Regions from separate parts of the Homo sapiens genome. Here regions 2 and 3 are each linked to region 1. A link is an interaction called in ENCODE POLR2A ChIA-PET data of the cell type or tissue named here. Cell type or tissue: B cell. All regions are shown on one strand. Links, peaks and the distances in the headings refer to the core of each region. The heading gives the core; the rest is flanking DNA. Region 1 overlaps LIPE (lipase E, hormone sensitive type). Region 2 overlaps LIPE-AS1 (LIPE antisense RNA 1). Region 3 overlaps LIPE-AS1 (LIPE antisense RNA 1).

The links. ChIA-PET counts read pairs that join two places held together with the same protein. Peaks named below come from ENCODE experiments on the same cell type or tissue, not always from the same donor. Only the 100,000 strongest peaks of a DNase experiment are listed, where the experiment ranks them.
Region 2: POLR2A ChIA-PET joins it to region 1 with 9 read pairs; 3 of 35 experiments call an interaction of 5 or more read pairs at or near these places.
Region 3: POLR2A ChIA-PET joins it to region 1 with 9 read pairs; 3 of 35 experiments call an interaction of 5 or more read pairs at or near these places.

Annotation. Positions count from the first base shown.
Region 1 is chr19:42,421,180-42,426,179 of GRCh38, forward strand. All of the region lies in intron 1 of LIPE (lipase E, hormone sensitive type), which reads right to left. The region is part of intron 1 of LIPE-AS1 (LIPE antisense RNA 1); the gene reads left to right. Among named protein-coding and RNA genes, the nearest start is that of LIPE, 3.7 kb to the right of the region's middle. RefSeq lists enhancers at 2,061-2,140, 2,331-2,400. In B cell, for the core only: no CTCF peak of the experiment used is centred there; DNase peaks (open chromatin) are centred at 1,832, 2,532 and 3,832; H3K4me3 peaks cover 2,358 bases; H3K27ac peaks cover 2,894 bases.
Region 2 is chr19:42,472,023-42,478,826 of GRCh38, forward strand. The region is part of intron 1 of LIPE-AS1 (LIPE antisense RNA 1); the gene reads left to right. It also overlaps the pseudogene RNU4-60P. Among named protein-coding and RNA genes, the nearest start is that of CXCL17, 32 kb to the left of the region's middle. RefSeq lists enhancers at 1-270, 1,251-2,231. In B cell, for the core only: no CTCF peak of the experiment used is centred there; no DNase peak of the experiment used is centred there.
Region 3 is chr19:42,501,063-42,507,866 of GRCh38, forward strand. The region is part of intron 2 of LIPE-AS1 (LIPE antisense RNA 1); the gene reads left to right. CEACAM1 (CEA cell adhesion molecule 1) reads right to left here. Exons shown (of 9, transcript NM_001712.5): 9 at 6,244-6,804. Among named protein-coding and RNA genes, the nearest start is that of CEACAM1, 24 kb to the right of the region's middle. In B cell, for the core only: no CTCF peak of the experiment used is centred there; no DNase peak of the experiment used is centred there.

The sequences.
Region 1 (5,000 bases), core at 1-5,000:
TGAGCCGCTGTACCCAGCTACCATCCTCCTCTCTTAAACTGCCTGCCCTGTTTCCTCTTCCTCTTCCTCCTGGCCCTGGCTGAGCTCCCTCTGCACTGTAACTCAGTGTTTCCTCAAGCCTCGGGTCTTTCTCCATACTGTCCTCTCTGTTCCCCTGCCTGCCCCCTGCACAGCACTTAACGCCTGTCCATCTTGGGTCCAATATTGCCTCCTTGGGAAGCCTCTCAATTCTATCTTCCCAGGGTGTTTTTCTCTGTTGTATTTATCACAGTTTACAATCATAGTCTTATCTGAGTAATATCTGTGTCCCCAGCTCAACTGTGAATCTGTCAGCCCAGGCCTGGCACAGCTCAGTGTTCAGTGAATGTCTGCTGAATGAATCTGTGTGACTGGAACCTCTTGGGCCCAGAATCAAGTTTGGGCCCACAGCAGTTGTGCGTCCACAAACTCCCTGCCCCGAGGAGGCTGAGGCAGCCATCTCTTTGCCCTCACTGGCCAAGTAAGGAAGCCCAGGCGGCCTTGGTCCCTCAGAGCCCCAGTGTCGTCATCTGGGAAATGGGGTGATCCTAAGGACACTAGCCTCATCCAGTTACTGGCAAGATGAAACTGATGACGAGGATTGCTCCAGCCAGCCCAGATGCCCTTGAGGCAGGAGTGAGGTCTGATTAATTTATCTAAAGCCTGGCACGAGGGCGGGGCTTCAGGAAATGACAGGCAAATCTTGGAGTTTGCAGGAATGAGCCTTTGTGAATGGCTCGTTTTGCAGGGAGCCCTGCCCAACTGGATTCTGACTCCTCATGACAACCCTAAGGGAAGCGTGATTATTATGATCTCTGTTACAGTTCACACATTCCTTCACTTATTAATCCAATAAATATTTGAGTGCCTATTTGCCTGGCATACCAGGCTCTAGAAATACAGGGTAAACAAGGCAGATACAGCCCTGCTTTTAGGATGTTCACCGTCCGGTGGGGACTAACAGTAACAATAACCTTCACTTCTCCTGAGGGTTTGCTGCGTGCCTGTGCCAAACGCTCTACATTCATTCTAACCTCACAAAAGGAGGTACTCCTATCATCATACCCATTTTAGAGCTCAGAAAGCTGAGGCAGGGAAAGAGGGAGTCTCCTGCCCAGAACATCACAGCTCCCAGCCTGAGGAACCGGATCTCCGACGCCCACGTTTCTTAACTACAGTCTGTACTGCCTCTGGGTATGCTATACTGGTGTGAGGCTCAGTGTCTTGCTGTGACAGCGAGTGCCCTTGGGCTCCAGTCCGTCTGCCCTCTGAGCCTGTCTGAGCCTGCGTGTGTCTGAAGCCAACTCCAGGTCTATTCTGGGCTAATGATGTGTTCTACGGCAGGGGAAGCAATGAGTTTGGGGTCCCTGGGGCTGAGGGGTGGTGTTAGTTTCCTTCCTGCATGGGAACCTCCCACGGGTCCCCATGCTGATTGATAAATGCTTGTAACTGAGGACCTGCCCCTGCCTGAGGCTTGCAGCATTTCTGTTGGTCTGTCAGCCTTTGTTCCGCCTTTTGAGACCTGAAAATAATGTGACACCCTAGAGAAATGAGGCCTTCCCTTTTGCTGAGGCAGGTGTGGAGGTCTGAAGCCAAGCCAGGGCCCGTTGTCCTGGAAAGGGTAGGGGTCAGGGCTAGGCCCCAGTGGAGCCGGCTGAAGCGGGTTGACTGACAATGAATGGATGGATGGATGGACTGACTTGCCGGGTGGGAGGCCGGGACTGCGATGAACTTTACTGGCCCCGCTGCACTCTCCACTATGGGCACCCCTTCCTCCTACCTCTCCTTGACTCACCGCTAGACTTCCTCTTTGAGTAACACCTGCTAACCTCCTTCCCCCTTATCCTCTCAAGAGCGCTGGAGCCCTGAACATCGGCGCTTGAAGCATTCCCCAGGTGGGAAACACTGAGGGCATCCGTTGCCCTTGGTCACACAGCGAATACGGAATCCGAGCGGGAACCCTGGTCCACGAAGCTCGCATTCCGGACTCTGCTCCCAAGCCGATCCGGGCGTCAGCTAGTCCCTGTGCCAGGGTGGGCCTCTCGGCTGTCACATCACCCCCTTCTCACAATGGATCATCCCGTTGTCCCCGCAAGCGGCAATGGGCCAGTCCGCGGACCCCCCCAACTCCCTGTGGCAGTGGGCCAGTCCACGCTGTCCCCACTGCCCCGTAGGATGTACGAGGTTCCTTCCGGGCTGCTGCCGGTCTCCGCGCGCTCACCTTTGGCCTTGTCTTTTCGCCACCGCCGGCGACCGTGGCTCCTTGAGCCCTCTTTGGCATTCTTCGAGGCCGGGGCCATAGCGGCCTCGGCGGGCTCCGTTCCCCCGGCCAACTCCATCAATTCCCCGCGGTCCTCCCGCGGGGGCCAATTCCAGCCGCGAGGCCCTGCCCGGAGGGCCAATCCTCGCTACACACTACTGTCGGGCCCCCCTATTACCCAATCCCGAGCTTGCTCTTCTCTGGGTCCAGCTCCCTAACCAATTCTGGTCTCCCTCCGCTGCCGTGCTCCGCCCCCAACCGCCAGAATTTAAGATCTGGCTCCGCCCCCTACCGCGCATTAAAGGGCTCGCGGCCAACAAAAAGGCAACCCCGGGGGTGGCGAAAAGCGTCCTTCGGGCAGGACTAGTGCGGAGCCCCGCGGGGAGCACCCCAGCAGGGAAGTCCCGATCTTCCCACGTGCTGGGAAGCCTCCCATGTGCTGGCTCAGTCTCGCCATCCCACTCACCTTCCCAGGGAGGGATGCCCTAGCACGCGGCCCGGCCCGCCTTTTGAAGGGGGAAAGTGGGGCGCCTCTGAGCCTCTGCCTGGGGTGGGGGCGGGCCAGGTCCTCTGCCAACTCAAAGACGAGGCGGGGCGCCAGCGCTGGAGGCGTGGCTGTGCCTGAGAGCCGTTGGAGGAGGGAGCCCCGCTTTCCCTCTCCTGTCTCCTAGTTCTCCTATTGCGCTTTTCCTGGGGGATCTTTCTCCCTCTGTCTCCGCCCCCTAATCCATGCTCCCGATAATGAGGGTGGGGGATGGTGGTAGGAGAACGCTCGGCGCCTGCGCACTAGCTTCAGGCCGCGGGCCGGCCCAAGAGCGGAGGTAGAGGGAACGACGCATGCTTGAGAAATGGCGGGAAACAGAGGAGGCTCGAGGCTTGCTCACACGCACACAGCCAACTGCTTCTGGACCGCCTTGCTCACACGCACACAGCCAACTGCTTCTGGACCGCCTGAAAGGCAACCTCGCCCGCCGCGGTGGTGTGGGGCGGGCATCCCTTGAGACTGTGCTCTGGAGGCCTGGAGAAACAGCTTTCTATCCTCAGCACTGGGGAGAGCAGGCCTCAATCCCTGCCTTTGCCTGCCGCCCCTCTTCCTTCCCTCTCAAAGCATACCCAGCAGCCCCGGCGCTGAGAAACGCGTTACTCTCTTATCAGCTGTGGGAGAGACAAGACAGACTGGCCTCTGGGCGGAGGGGCCGCCATTGCCTGCCCTCTGGACCAGGGCCTCACAGATACCCTCAGCTTCAGGATTAGGGCTGCGTTGGTTTTTCCCCCCACATCAGGGGACTTCAACAAGTAACCTCCAGTTCCATAGATAAAACTTGTATTCCCCCCTTCTCCATGGCAGGGGTTTTGAGCCTAGAGAAGGAAGATCGGAGCTTCCTGGGGCTCCTGTGAAGCAGGCAGGGGGCAGCACTGGGCCCCGGGAAGAGGCGGAGAAGGCGAGGGAGTGCCTGCGGTGAGCCCAGAGCCTTGGGCCCGTTATCCTCTGATGCTGCTCCCCCAACTTTCCTGCCGTCAGTCCCTGACCTTGCCTGAGACCTTGGCGGCTCCCGCACCTCTCTCCCGGCTCCTCCTTGCTGAGAACACAACCCGCAAGGCCCTTCCGCCTGGCTGGACTGAGTCCCCTATGGAGGCAGCCTGGCAGGGAGCAGGTATCTTCCTGGCAGAAGAGGACAGACCTGGTAAACTGAGAGACTGTTGATGCCCCAATGTTCTGCCTAGCCTGCCTGGAAACTCCAGAAGGGTAAGGTACCGTCTTTGTATTGTATTGCTGGGACTTACGCCCGTGTCTACCCCAGAGCTGGTGCTCAGTCAGTTTCTGTGGATGGATGAATGAACACTGGCAAGAGGGCCGCTTTCCTGGTCTCCTGGTCCCTAGCTCAGAGTGCCTTCCCACTCTGGGATTTGATTTTCCCCAAATCCTCTATAGGGAGGCAGCCTGGTCCAGGGGAGAAAGACCCCGGCTTCAAATCCTGACTTTGCCACTTCCTAACTGCATGGCCCTGTGCAAGAACCCTTACTTCTTTATTTTCTACCTGATGTCCTCATTTCTAAAATGAGGATGTTGGCCAGGTGCTCGGTGGCTCATGCCTGTAATCTCAGCACTTTGGGAAGCTGAGGTGGGAGGCTTGCTTGGGGCCAGGAGTTCGAGACCAGCCTGGGCAACATAGCGAGGCCACGTCTCTACGGAAAATGTAAAAATTAGCGGGGCATGGTGGTGCACTTGTAGTCCCACCTACTCCGGAGGCTGAGGTATGAGGATCGCTTGAGCCCAGGAGTTTGAGGCTGCAGTGAGCCATGATCATACCAGTGCACCCCAGCCTGGGCGACAGAGTGAGACTTTGTTTTTTTCTTTTTTTGAGATGGAGTCTTACTCTGTCACCCAGGCTGGAGTGCAGTGGCACGATCTCAGCTCATTGCAACCTTTGCCTCCCGGGTTCAAGTGTTTCTCTGCCTCAGCCTCCCGAGTAGCTGGGATTACAGGCACCTGCCACCACGCCTGGCTAATTTTTGTATTTTTAGTAGAGACGGTGTTTCACCATCTTGGCTAGGCTGGTCTTGAACTCCTGGCCTCAAGCAATCCATCTGCCTCGGCCTCCCAAAGTGCTGGGATTACAGGTGTGAGCCACTGCGCCCAGCCTTTTTTTTTTTTTTTTTTTTTTTTAATAATGGGGATGTTGATCTTTATCTCAGGATTGTTGAAGGATGACCAGAGCTA
Region 2 (6,804 bases), core at 761-5,760, 52 kb after region 1:
GAGACCCTGCAGGGACCTGGGGAAACCCAAATCTGGGCTTCAGGGGAAGGGAGCATCAAGCCTGCTCTGATTCTTTGTCATGTATACTTTGGCCCTCTGCCTGGGCTTGTGAATGTCTTGGTTAGTCACTGAGCAGTTCGGGTGCACCTGTCCCATTCAAGACACCAACTGGGTTAGAGGCAGCATGGTTTTTGGCTAAATGTTTTTATGGAAGCTGAGGAACCTGCATTTCACTATAGCTCTGCCACTTTTTAGTTAAGTTGTGTGATCTTGACAGTTTACTCTTTTGTGAGCCTCACTTTTCTCATTTGAGAAAATTATGAAGATCTTTTTTGAGACAGAGTCTCATTCTGTTACCAGGCTGGAGTGCAGTGGCTTGATCACAGCTCACTGTAGCCTCGTCTTCCTGGGCTCAAGCAATTTTCCCATCTCAGCCTCCCAAGTAGCTGGGACTACAGATGTGTGCCACCATGCCTGGCTAATTTTTAAATTTCTTGTGGAGATGAAGTCTCTCTATATTGCCCAGGCTCGTCTGAAACTGCTGGGCTCAAGCAGTCCTCCCACCTCAGCCACCTAAAGTTCTGGAATTATAGGCGTGAGCCACCGTGCCTGGCTGAATTATGAGGATCAAATGACATCATGTACACAAAGGCCTTAGAACAGCAACTTACACATTATAGGTGCTCAGTAAATGCTCATAGTCACAGGTTAGGTGCAGTTGGGAGCTGTGGAGAAATATAAAGTACAATCTCTTGCCTTTAAGGAGGTTGCAGTCTAGATGGGGTGAGAGGTAATAAGATAGAAGATCATGTAAATCACAATGTTGGGAATGCATGTAAAATAATACTGGCTGGTTGTGCGCAGTGGTATTATTGTAGCCAATGAGGTTTATCCGAGGTGCAATTATTGTGAATGGGAAACTTTCGCAATAACATCAGCCAACAAGTGTCATGGACCATGAAGGCTTTGGGAGTTCAGAGCTATGAGAGCTGCCCCATGGGCTAAGCCAGGGAAGGCTTTCTGAACAAGTGAGTGTTGCAAACCTGCAAAGGTTGGAGAGGAAGGTGGAGGGACACTCCAGAAAAAGAACAGAATGAGGCCAAGTAGCATAAGTTCAGAGGATAGGAAGAAAACAGATTGGAACCAAGGGCTTGTAGGAGACATGAGAGGGAAATGAGATTGAATAGGTGGGTTGAGGTCAGGTTGTAAAGAGCTTTGAATGCCGTGCTAAGGAGTTTGGAATTTATCTGAAGGTTTTTGAGGAGGGGAATGATGTTCATATTGTGACCTTGATTTGGCCATGTATTCTTTTAATTTCTCTGGACCTTAGATCCCTTATCTATACAGTAAGAAGTTTGGATCATGTGATTGTAGAGGAGTTTCTCTAGCTAGAGAGTTTATGATTCTATGATACAGGAAGACTATTTTATTTTTGTCTTTATTTATTTATTTATTTTTGAGATGGCGTCTTGCTCTGTTGCCCAGGCTGGAGTGCAGTGGCACGATCTCGGGGCTCACTGCAAGCTCCGCCTCCCTTGTTCACGCCATTCTCCTGCCTCAGCCTCCTGAGTAGCTGGGACTACAGGTGCCCGCCACCATGCCTGGCTAATTTTTTTTTTTTGTATTTTTAGTAGAGACAGGGTTTCACCGTGTTAGCCAGGATGGTCTCAATCTCCTGACCTCGTGATCCGCCCCCCTCAGCCTCCTAAAGTGCTGGGATTACAGGCGTAAGCCACCGTGCCCAGCCGAGGACTTCAATATTTAAAGGAGAAAGAACAGGCAGGAGGAGGAGGAGGAAAGAAAAAGAAAGGGGAGGGTAGGCAGTGAGGCAAACAGTTACATTCTTGGGAGGCTTTGATTAGCACTCAGTGAATTCGCATTTTACATGTGAAAAGAAAGGAATGGAGGGGAAGTCAATTATGCATTTATCTAGTGCTCAATAGATCTACATTTTACATAAGATAATGTAAGACTGTGAAATTACAGCTATCTGTTTAGGAACAAAAAGAAGGCAGTTTCTGCATGACTCAGTTCCCAAGCTTAACTTTTCCCTTTGGCATAGTGAATTTGGGATCCCAAGATTTTATTTTCCTTTCACAAACTCAATACATTGATTAAGTTTAAGACTTCACCATGTGCCTCACACATGGAATCCAGTAAATGTTTGGTGCTGTTTATTCACTCATTGAATTCCTTAATAAGCATGTAGTTTCCTGAATGCCTGCTAGATACTAAGCACTATATTAGGTACTAAGTATATTAATGGAAATAAAAACATGGTGGCCCTTAAGGAGCTCATAGTCTTTTAAAGGAGACAAGTCAAACAGTTACAGAACAGAATGACAAGCATGGGTCAGGCACGGTGGCTCATGCCTGTAATCCCAGCACTTTGGGAGGCTGAGGCAGTTGGATCACCTGAGGTCAGGAGTTTGAGACTAGCTTGGCCAACATGGAGAAACCCCATCTCTACTAAAAATACAAAAATTAGCCAGGCATGATGATGGGTGCCTGTAGTCCCAGCTACTTGGGAGGCTGAGGCAGGAGAATTGCTTGAACTCGGGAGGCGGAAGTTGCAGTGAGCTGAGATCGTGCCATTGTACTCCAGCCTGGGCGACAAGAGCGAGACTCTGTCGCAAAAAAAAAAAAAAAAAAAAAAAAGAATAACAAGCGTTATGATTAAAGGACAAATCAAGTGTTACAGGAGCATAGGGGAGGGCTTACTAACTCATCCTGGGATGAGAATGCTGAGAACAGAGAAACCTTTTCTTTTCTTCTCTTTTCTTTCTATTTTTAAGAGCTAAGTTCTGAAAGAGGAGTAGAAATTGAGAGGAGGGCCGTCTAGGGAGAAGGAACAATACACGCAAAGTCTGTGATGTGAGGGAGTGCAAAGTCAGTGATGTGTTCCGGGAACTGCAAGTAGCTGAGCCTGTTGTCACAGAGAGTACACAGGCACAGTGATTAGAAGTAATCAGGGACCAGATTACGAAGAGCCTGGTATGCTTGGTGAAGAAGTTTAGATTTTATCCTCAAGGTGATGGAGAACTATACCTAGATTTTAGGCAGGGTATTGATGTAACCACCCAATGGGTTCTTCCTGCCTGCTGTACAAATAATGACCACAGCATTGCAGTAAAGAAAGAGTTTATGCGGTGGGACGAAAGAGTTTAATTGACACAAGGCTGGCCACACCACATGGGAGATGGAGTTGTTATTCAAATCAACCTCATCTTCAGCTCATAGGTTAGAGGTTTTTATTTTTTTCCTATTTTATTTTATTTTATTATTATTATACTTTAAGTTTTAGGGTACATGTGCACAATGTGCAGGTTTGTTACGTATGTATACGTGTGCCATGTTGGTGTGCTGCACCCATTAACTCGTCATTTAGCATTAGGTATATCTCCAAATGCTATCCCTCCCCCCTCCCCCCAGGTTAGAGGTTTTTCAAAGGCAGTTTGGGGGAAGGGGTTGGAGTGCTTGCGGCTGATTGGTTTGGGTGGAGATGAAATCATAGGATCTTGAAGCTGCTCTCTTTAGCGAGTTGCTTCTGGCTAGGGCCACAGGAGTGGAGTTGGCAGGTCCAGGTGGAGCTCTGGGTGTCAGACATGCAAAAAACCTGAAAAGATATCTCAAAAGGCCAATCTACAACAGTGATGTTATGTGCAGGACATATCTGGTGACCAGTCTACAGCTTAGCAGAATTCAGGTTCCTCTCCTCCCTCTATCCTGATGGCCTTTCATTAGCTTTACAAAGGTGGTTGAGTTTTGGGGAAGGTTTCTTATCATTTAAACTATAAACCAAATGTCTCCCAAAGTTAGTTTAGCCTAAGCATAGGAATGATTAAGGGAAAGGCAAGATGGGGGAGCATGGGTTAGATAAGATCTCTTACTGCCATATTTTTTTCACTGTTATAATTTTTCCAAAGGCAGTATCATTGACATTAGCAGACTTGTGTTTTAGGGTGATCTCTTTGACTGTCAAAGTGGAGGACAGATTGAATCTATGAGTTAGGGGAAGATGAAGCCCAGAAGCAGGATAAGTTGCGTTAGCTGTGATTGCTGCTTTCTTCTCTGGGATGCCCCTTTCCATCTTTACAGATCTTGCCTGTAGTACTTGCCATAGCACCAGGCAAATAGAAGGCATTTTACATCATGTGTTGGTTACTCCACTGCTGTGGCTTGTGCTAACAGTGACTGGGGCACTGATTTGAAAGTAAAGTGAGCACCCTTTTTCCTGTGGTCACAAATCAGGCAAAATTGCTTTCTTGGTTAGAACTGACGTGGAAGATACACACACACACACACACACACACACACACACAAATACACACACACATACAAACACACACATATATTTTTTGAGGCAGTCACTCAATCGCCCAGGTTGGAGTGCAGTGGCATGATCTTGGCTCACTGCAGTCTCCGCCTCCTGGGTTCAAGCAAGTCTTCTGCCTTAGCCTCCTGAGTAGCTGGGATTACAGGCGTGCGCCACCACGCCCAGCTAATTTTTGTATTTTCATTTGAGATGAGGTTTCACCATGTTGGTCAGGCTGGTCTTGAACTCCTGACCTCAAATGATCCCCCTACCTCAGCCTCCCAAAGTGCTGAGATTACAGGCGTGAGCCATCGTGCCCAGCCAGAAGATATGTTTGGCTCTTCTCAAGATGTCTCCATAGGCATTTTCCATTTTGTGAAGAGTCTTTGTTCCAAAGTTGACAGTGGGTTCCTTTAGGGCAGGAAACATATTTTTATTCATTTTTGTAGTCCCTGGACTTATCACAATACGTGATACATACTAGGCAATGATAGATATTTGTTTCATGAATTTGAAATTCATGTTTTGTATTTGAAATATGTTTCATGAAATATGCTGTAAATGTTGATTAGGTGCTCGGATTCCCCCTCAAAAGCCTTTTAAATCTAGAGCCTAATGGGGTACTGGGCATATCTAAGGCCTGAGAAGGAGGGAAACTCTAGGAAATGGCAGGAATTAGCAGAATGGAAGTAAGTTACTTCCCAGAAGTATTTAGCAGTTGAACTGAGACAGTTCCAGAAAGATTCTGGGCCAAAGGTTTTTAGAAAGACCTACTGGGGAGATTGGGAAGTTCTGAATTCCTTTTGCTACCTACTGTTATACAAATCGCTTTTGTTCTTCCTCATATACTTTAAAATACATTTGGCTGGCACAGTGGCTGATGCCTGTAATCCCAACACTTTGGAAGGCCAAGGTAGGAAGATTGCTTGAGGCCAGGAGTCCAAGAGCAGCCTGGGCAACACAGCAAGATCTCCATTAAAAAATTAGCCAGGTGTGGTGGCATGCACCTGTTGTCCCAGCTACTTGGGAGGCTGAGGTGAGAGGATCACTTGAGCCCAGCAGGTCAAGGCTGAGTGAGCCATGATTATACCAGGGCACTCCAGCCTGGGTGACAGAGTGAGACCTTGTTTCTGGAAAAAAAAAAAAAAAGAATAAAATTGGCAGGGTGCGGTGGCCCACACCTATAATCCCAGCATGTTGGGAGGCTAAAGTGGGAGGATCACTTGAGCCCAGGAGTTCTAGAGCAACCTGAGCAATGTAGAGAGACCTTGTCTTTTTTTTTTTTTTTTTTCTTTTGAGACAGAGTCTCATTCTGTCACTAGGCTGGAGTGCAGTTGTGCGATCTCGGCTCACTGCAACCTCCGCCTCCCGGGTTCAAGCGATTCTTTTGCCTCAGCCTCCCCAGTAGCTGGAACTACAGGCATGCACCACCACACCCAGCTAATTTTTGTATTTTTAGTAGAGACAGGGTTTCACCATGTTGGCCAGGATGGTCTCGATCTCTTGACCTCGTGATCTGCCTGCCTCGGTCTCCCAAAGTGTTAGGATTACAGGCGTGAGCCACCACGCCTGGCTGAGACCTTGTCTTTACAAAAAATAAACAAAATTAGCTGGGCATGGTGGTGCACACCTATAGTTCCAGCTACTTGAGAGGCTGAGGTGAGAAGATCACTTGTGAGCCCAGGAGGTCAAGGCCTCAGTGAGCCAAGATGGTATCACTGCACTCCAGCCTGGGCAACAGAGTGAGACCCCATCTAAATAAAAATAAATAAATAAATAAATAAATAAATAAATAAATAAATAACAGTTAAACTACATGACTTGCCATGGTTTCCTGATTCTTTGTCTTTTTATGTTTCCTTTCTTCGTTAGGAATGTTTTTTCCTTTATGCCATTGTCATCATTCTTCAGTGCCCTGCTGAAATGCTTTTCATGAAACCTTATGGAAAAAATAATCTCTCCCTACCGAAGTCATCTCAATTTTTAGACCCCCTTGTGGTACTTAATGCTCTCTACCTAGAATTATATATGGGTTATCATTCTTACACTAGAAGGAAGGAATCATATGTAATTTAGCTATGAGTATTCCAGAGTGTCTAGCACAGGTCTTTGTAAATGTTGAATGGACAATGTGGCTGAGCTGTATTACTAACTTAGTGTTATGCTTACTTTTACTTGTCAACCTAGCTGGACCATGACGTGCCCAGGGATTTGGTCAGACATTATTCTGGGTGTTTTTTTTTTTTTTCCCCCAAGATGGAACCTTGCTCTGTCGCCCAGGCTGGAGTGCAACGGCGTGATCTCGGCTCACTGCAACCTCCACCTCCCAAGTTCAAGCAATTCTCCTGCCTCAGTCTCCTGAGTAGCTGGGATTACAGGCTCATGCCACCACACCTGGCTAATTTTTGTATTTTTAGTAGAGACGGGGTTTCTACATGTTGGCCAGGCTGGTCTTGAACTCCTGACCTCATGATCCGCCTACCTTGTCC
Region 3 (6,804 bases), core at 1,126-6,125, 81 kb after region 1:
GAGACCATGTGAGGAGACAGCAAGAAGGCACCTCCAAAACTATGAGAAATTAATTTCTGTTGTTTAAGCAATTCAGGCTTTCTGGTACTCAGCCATATAGTCATATGGCAGCCATATAGTGTTATAGCAGACTAATAACAGTATCTTACTGCACGTTAAATTGTCGCTCACTCCTGTAATCCCAGCACTTGTTTAGGCCGAGGCAGGAAGATTGCTTCTGTTCAGAAGTTCAAGAACAGCCTGGGCAACACAGTGAGACCCTGTCTCTACAACAAATAAAAATATTAGCCCCATGTGGTGGTATGCGCTTGTGGTCCCACCTATTCAGGAGGCTGAGCCTGGGAATCGCCTGAGTCTGGGAGGTCAAGACTGCAATTAGCCATGATTGTGCCACTACACTCCAGCCTGGGCAACATAGTGAGATCCTGTCTCAAAAAATAAAAGTTGGGGGCCAGGCACAGTGGCTGACACCTATAATCCCAGCACTCTGGGAGGCCAAGGTAGGTGGATCACTTGAGGCCAGGAGTTTGAGACCAGCCTGACCAACATGGCAAAACCCCATCTCTACTAAAAAGAATACAAAAATTAGCCTGGTGTGGTAGCATGCACCTGTAATCCCAGCTACTCAGGAGGCTGAGGCACGAGAATCACTTGAGCCCAGGATACCGAGGTTGCATTGGGCTGAGATTGTGCCACTATACTCCAGCTTGGGTGACAGAGTGAGACTGTCTCAAAAAAAAACAAAACAAAAAGTTGGATTGATCATTTTTGGCTTCTTTGCCACTTCCTCAGAACAGGATTGTAAAGGAGTTTCCAGAAAGCACCAGTGGCTTTATGTGTGCTTGGTACACAGAATTCTAAGATGGCCCCTAATACCTAGAACTATGAATATGATGAGAAACCACACCCACGATTATGTTACCTTGTGTGGCAAACAGGATTTTGAAGACATAATTAAGGTTACAACTTAGTTGATTTTGAATTAATCAGAAGGGAAATGATCTGAGTGGACCTAATGTAATCACATGAGCTTTTTAAAAGCAAAATCAGAGCTTTTTCTCAGGCTGGTCTCAGAAGGGAAAATCAGAGATAGTAGAAGTGTGAGAGGGATTTGACTTGAGAGAGGTTCTCCATGGCTAAGATGGAGGAGGTCACAGTGCTAGGACCTGAAAAGGTCTTCTAGGAGCTAATAATAGTCCCTGGCCGACAACAGGACAGTGGGGAACTCAAACTGACTTCAAGGAACTGAATTCTGCAAACTAATGAGTAAGTGTTGTTTTAAGCCACTAAATTAGTGGCGGTTTATTGTATAGCAATAGAACATGAATACAGGTGCTTTGTACCTGATAGATTGAATTAGTGGCTCCTTTCCTTAGTTTATATTTAAAACTTGAAGTAAAATTAAAATACATTGAAATGTCTATAGATCTCAAGTATACAAGTTGATTTTTGGTAAATGTGTATACCCATGCAATCACTACCTGAATTGAGATGTAGAACATTTCCATCAGCCCCAGAGCTCCCTTGAGCATCTTTGTCATTAATCCCACCCTCTAGGGCGAATTCTGTTTTTTTTTTTTTGAGAGAGAGTCTCGCTCCTCTGTCACCCAGGCTGGAGTGCAATGGCTCGATCTCGGCTCACTGCAAGCTCTGCCTCCTGGGTTCATCTCATTCTCCTGCCTCAGCCTCACGATTAGCTGGGACTACAGGCAGTTGTCAACACGCCCGGCTAATTTTTTGTATTTTTTAGTAGAGACGGGGTTTCACCGTGTTAGCAGGATGGTCTAGATCTCCTGACTTTGTGATCCGCCTGCCTCGGCCTCCCAAAGTGCTGGGATTACAGGTGTGAGCCATCGCGCCTGGCCTAGGGCGAATTCTTAACATCTTTAATTGGAATTGCCTATTCTGGAGCTTCATTTAAATGGCATCATATAGGCTGGGCATAATGGCTCATGCTTGTAATTCCAGCACTTTGGGAGGGCCGAGGCGGGAAGATCACTTGCCTCCAGGAGTTCAAGACCAGTCTGGGCAACATAGCGAGACCTCCTCTCTATAAAAAATAAAAAATTAGCCGGGTGTGGTGGTGGCATGCATCTGTAGTCCCAGCTACTGAGGAGGTTGAAGTGGGAGGATTACTTGAGCCTGGGAGGTCAAGGCTGCAGTAAGCCGTGATCGTGCCACTACACTCGGCCTGGGTGACAGAGTGAGACCCCCTCTGAAAAAGAACAATGACATTATATAGCATGCACTCCTTTGTGTCTGGCTTCTTTTGCATGGTATAATGTTTTCAAGATTTATCTTTTTTTTTTTTGAGATGCAGTCTTGCTCTGTCACCAGGTTGGAGTGCAGTGGTGTGATCTCGGCTCACTGCAACCTCTGCCTCCCGGGTTCAAGCGATTCTCCTGCTTCAGCCTCCCAAGAAGCTGGGACTACAGGCGCGCACCACCATGCCCAGCTAATTTTTGTATTTTTTGTACAGACAGGGTTTCACCATGTTGGCCAGGATGGTCTCGATCTCTTGACCTCATGATCCACCTGCCTCGGCCTCCCAAAGTGCTGGGATTACAGGCGTGAGCCACCACGCGTCCTTACAGGGAGGGTCTCATTCTGTTGTGCAGGCCGGAGTGCCATAGTATGATCATAGCTCACTGCAGCTTTGAACTCCTGGTCTCAAGCAGATCCTTCCACCTTGGCCTCCTAAAGTGCTGAGATTGAAGGTATGAGCCATGCTGCCAGCCCATCCATTTTGTTTTGTCTGTAGATTGTACCCTTTGATTGCTGATTAGTATACTATGGTATGGATATTCCGTAATTTGTTTATCCATTCATCTGCTGATAGACATTTGGGTTTCCAGTTTTTGGCTATTATGAATAATACTGCTATGAGCATTCATGTACAACTGTTTGTGTGGATATGTATTTTCATTTCTCTTGGGTAAATATCTATGAGTAGGATTGCTGGATTGTAAAAGTGTATATTGAACTTTATAAGAAAGTGTCAACTGTTTTCTAGAGTGGGTGTGCCATTTTATATTTCCCCTAGCAATACATAAGAATACCAATCATTCCCCATCCTCACTTGGTATGGTCAAATCTTTTAAAGTTCAGCCAGTTGCCAACAATTTCTTCTTGAGTACCTCTCTGTGCTTTGCAGAATAGATTATTCATCTCATGCCCATCATATAGTATGTCCTTCCAACTCTTTTTATAATTTAATTCCTACCTGTGCTTCAGGACACTGTTTCCTAACACGGAATAAATGTGAGAATCACTTGGGAGTGTTTCAGAATACACAAGCCCAGGTCTCACTACAGGCATATTGTATCAGCTTTTCCAGGGATGGTATATATACTTACGTATGTTGAAAACGTTCCCTAGGTAATTCTGATGCATACCCCTAGCTAAAAACCATTGATTTAGCCCCAGGTCTTACCTATTAGCTCCATCCTGGCTATATGTTAGTAGTGTCTGGGAAGGCTTAAAAATTACAAAGCCTGGGCCGGGCGCTGTGGCTCATGCCTGTAATTCCAGCACTTTGGGAGGCTGAGCCGGGTGGATAACAAGGTCAGGAGATTGAGACCATCCTGGCTAACACAGTGAAACCCTGTCTCTACTAAAAATACAAAAAATTAGCTGGGTGTGGTGGCAGGCGCCTGTAGTCCCAGCTACTCAGGAGGCTGAGGCAGGAGAATTGTTTGAACCTGGGAGGCAGAGCCTGCAGTGAGCTGAGATCATGCCGCTGCACTCCAGTCTGGGCAACAGAGTGAGACTTGTCTCAAAAAAAAAAAAAAAAAAAAAAAAAAAGTTTACAAAGCCTGGATCCCTCTCCAGACCAATTATGTTGGAATTTGTGGGTGGAGTCTGAGCATCAGTTGTTCTTTTAAAAAATTCCCCAGTTATTCCAGCGTGCAGCCACATTTCCCATTAGATTTCTCTTGACTTCTTGTGGCATTTACGCCTTTCTTTTTCGGTATTATGATTATTTTTCAGGTCTTATCTCCTGTCTTGGGCTTTATATTCCTTGGGGTAGGGACCTTGCCTTTTTCATTTCTGTATCTTTCATGAACACATGAATTGGTCATCAGGAAGAGATTCTCAGCCACACATAGGTTGTGTCCTGGGTCTCAGGTTCACATGTTAATGCTACAGTCTTTGTTCTCCACAAGGTCAGAGGTTGCTTGCGATGAAGGATGTGGGTAACTCCACAGTGCAGCTGGTAGATGGAGGTCACCCTGTTTGGTATGTTTTTAGGTGTAGCCTTGGAACTAAGAATTCTGTGTGTGGGGTGGAGGGGCAGGGATATGTAGGGAGAGAGATCTAATTAGGATGGAGGAATTATACAAGGAAGTAGTGATAAAGGAAGGAAGAAACTTCTTTTTTTTCTTTTTTTTGAGATGGAGTCTGGCTCTGTCATCCAGGGTAGAGTGCAATAGCATGATCTCGGCTCACTGCAACCTGTGCCTCCCAGGTTCAAGTGATTCTCCTGCCTCAGCCTCCAGAGTAGCTGGGATTACAGGCGCCCACCACCACACCCAGTGAATTTTTGTATTTTTAGTAGAGACAGAATTTCACCATGTTGGCCAGGCTGGTCTCGAACTCCTGACCTCAAGTGATACACCCACGTTGGCCTCCCAAAGTGCTGGGATTACAGGCATGAGCCACCGCACTCGGTCAGAAACATCTTCTCTTTAGAAGAAGTTTGAACTTATCTAATAGGCCAGAGTAGGCCACTGTAGATTTTTGAATAGGGGAGTGTACTAGGAGGGTAATGAGGCAGTCATATGCAAGAAAGATTTCGGAGAGACTGGAGACAAGAAGTCAAGCAAGACTTTGAGTGTTGTTGAGGGTCTGGGTCAGTTAGGTTTATGGGAATGGTGAGAACAGCATAACTGACAGTTGTTAAAAAAGGATCAAGAGGCTTTCACAATGTATTGAATCTGGAAACAAATGAGCAGGGGCTGTGGAAACTTAGGGGGTGTCACTGGGAGAAATGAGTGAGCTGTGTGGGAGAGCTTGTTTAAATGGGTAACTTCAGACAGTATTTGGATGTGGGTGTCATGAGTTCTGGAAGTAGTTGGGGCTAGAGATATAAATTAAGAGCCATCTCCAGAGAGGTCACTAAGCTGATGAAAGAGGGTAGATGGAGGGAGACAAGAAGGGTCTGAGTACTAAATCTGGTGTGGGGGAGCAGTCGTAAGTGGGAAATGGAGGGAGGAGAGCTTTCCAGAAGGGAAAAGTTGTCTGTCATCTTAGATATTGTAAAAGGAAAAAGTGTGAGGTCCCTAAAAATGCCTTTGGATTTGGCCAAGACATGGATACTGATTTTGTGCTGTTCCCAGCGATCTTGGGTAGGGAGGCACTGCAGAGGGCCAGGAAAAATTAGGTGATGAGGAAAGGCAAAGACAACACATGTGTTTCAATTGCTTGGAAGTGAAGGAAATGAGGTTATAGCTTAGTACTTAGCAGAATTAATAAATGAAGGCTATTCGGGTTAGAAGAGATCCGACCCTCCTAGAGGGCAGAATAAAGGAATTGGGAACCAGGAAGAGTTAGAAGGTCTAGAGGGATTTCTATGTGAATGAACCTGTGGAGACCCTTGTATAGCTACATCTGATTCACTGGAGCCGCTGGTGTGGGAAGTGTTGTTGGCCCCTAATGAAGAGGCTGGGAGGTCTTTTACTCATGAGATCATCTTCCCTCCCAGAGGAAGATAGGCACTTCCTCCCAGGCAAGTTGGAGCTGTGGTCTGTTGCTCCCAGATATACTCACTTTGTTAGCAGGTATGCAAATGAATTTAGCTAATTCTCTGATCACTAGATCAAATATCTGTAGGCTTAAAAATAGTTTCACGGCCGGGCGCAGTGGCTCACGCCTGTAATTCCAGCACTTTGGGAGGCCAAGGCGGGCGGACTGCCTGAGGTCAGGAGTTTGAGACCAGTCTGGCCAATATAATGAAACCCCGTCTCTACTAAAAATACAAAAAAATTAGCTGGGCATGGTGGCATGCACCTGTAATCCCAGCTACTTGGGGAGGCTGGGGCAGGGGAATTGCTTGAACCAGGGAAGTGGAGGTTGCAGTGAGCGGAGATTGCGCCACTGCACTCCAGCCTGGGCGACACAGTGAGACTCTGTCTCAAAAAAAAAAAAAAAAGAGTTTTACTCTGACTCCCCATTGAACAATTTGTTTATTCTGCCTGTAGAGAAAAACATTGTCCAAGGTAGTATCAACCATGAGGCAGCATGTCGATGTCTGATATATTATTTTTATTATAAAAACATAGAATAATTTTCATACATAATTCAGACATGATCTTAGCCAGGAAAAATTAAATAACACAGCACAGCATGGATGAGGGAAAGTATGCACAGTCCGTGTCAGGGTTAGAAAACCCTGAAAGAGGTACCTGAGTATAGAGAACTCCAAGCTAATCCTCCTGGAGAAAGCCTCTTAGGCCTAACATGAGATCAGGTAAGCAATATAGAATAAAACCTTTCTCTTAGCCCCAAAGAGATTCCATCTGTGTAGAAGACTGGGTGAGAAGTACATTTGCCTGTCTTCCTCCTGTCCTTCCTTTTTATTATAAGATACATTTATAGACCCCATAGAAGAAAAGATAAATTTCAGAGGCTGTTAAAAGAGGCTAGGCCTAAGTTATAATCCTCCTCCTCACAGCCCCATTTCCCCAAGGGGCATTAGCACCAGTGCAGCTTTCTAGCTGTAAACAATGCCACCAGCATGAGTGATAGTGTCCCTGTAGGGTGCTCCCACTTCTCAAGGACCAAATACACCTTAGCAGAGGCCAA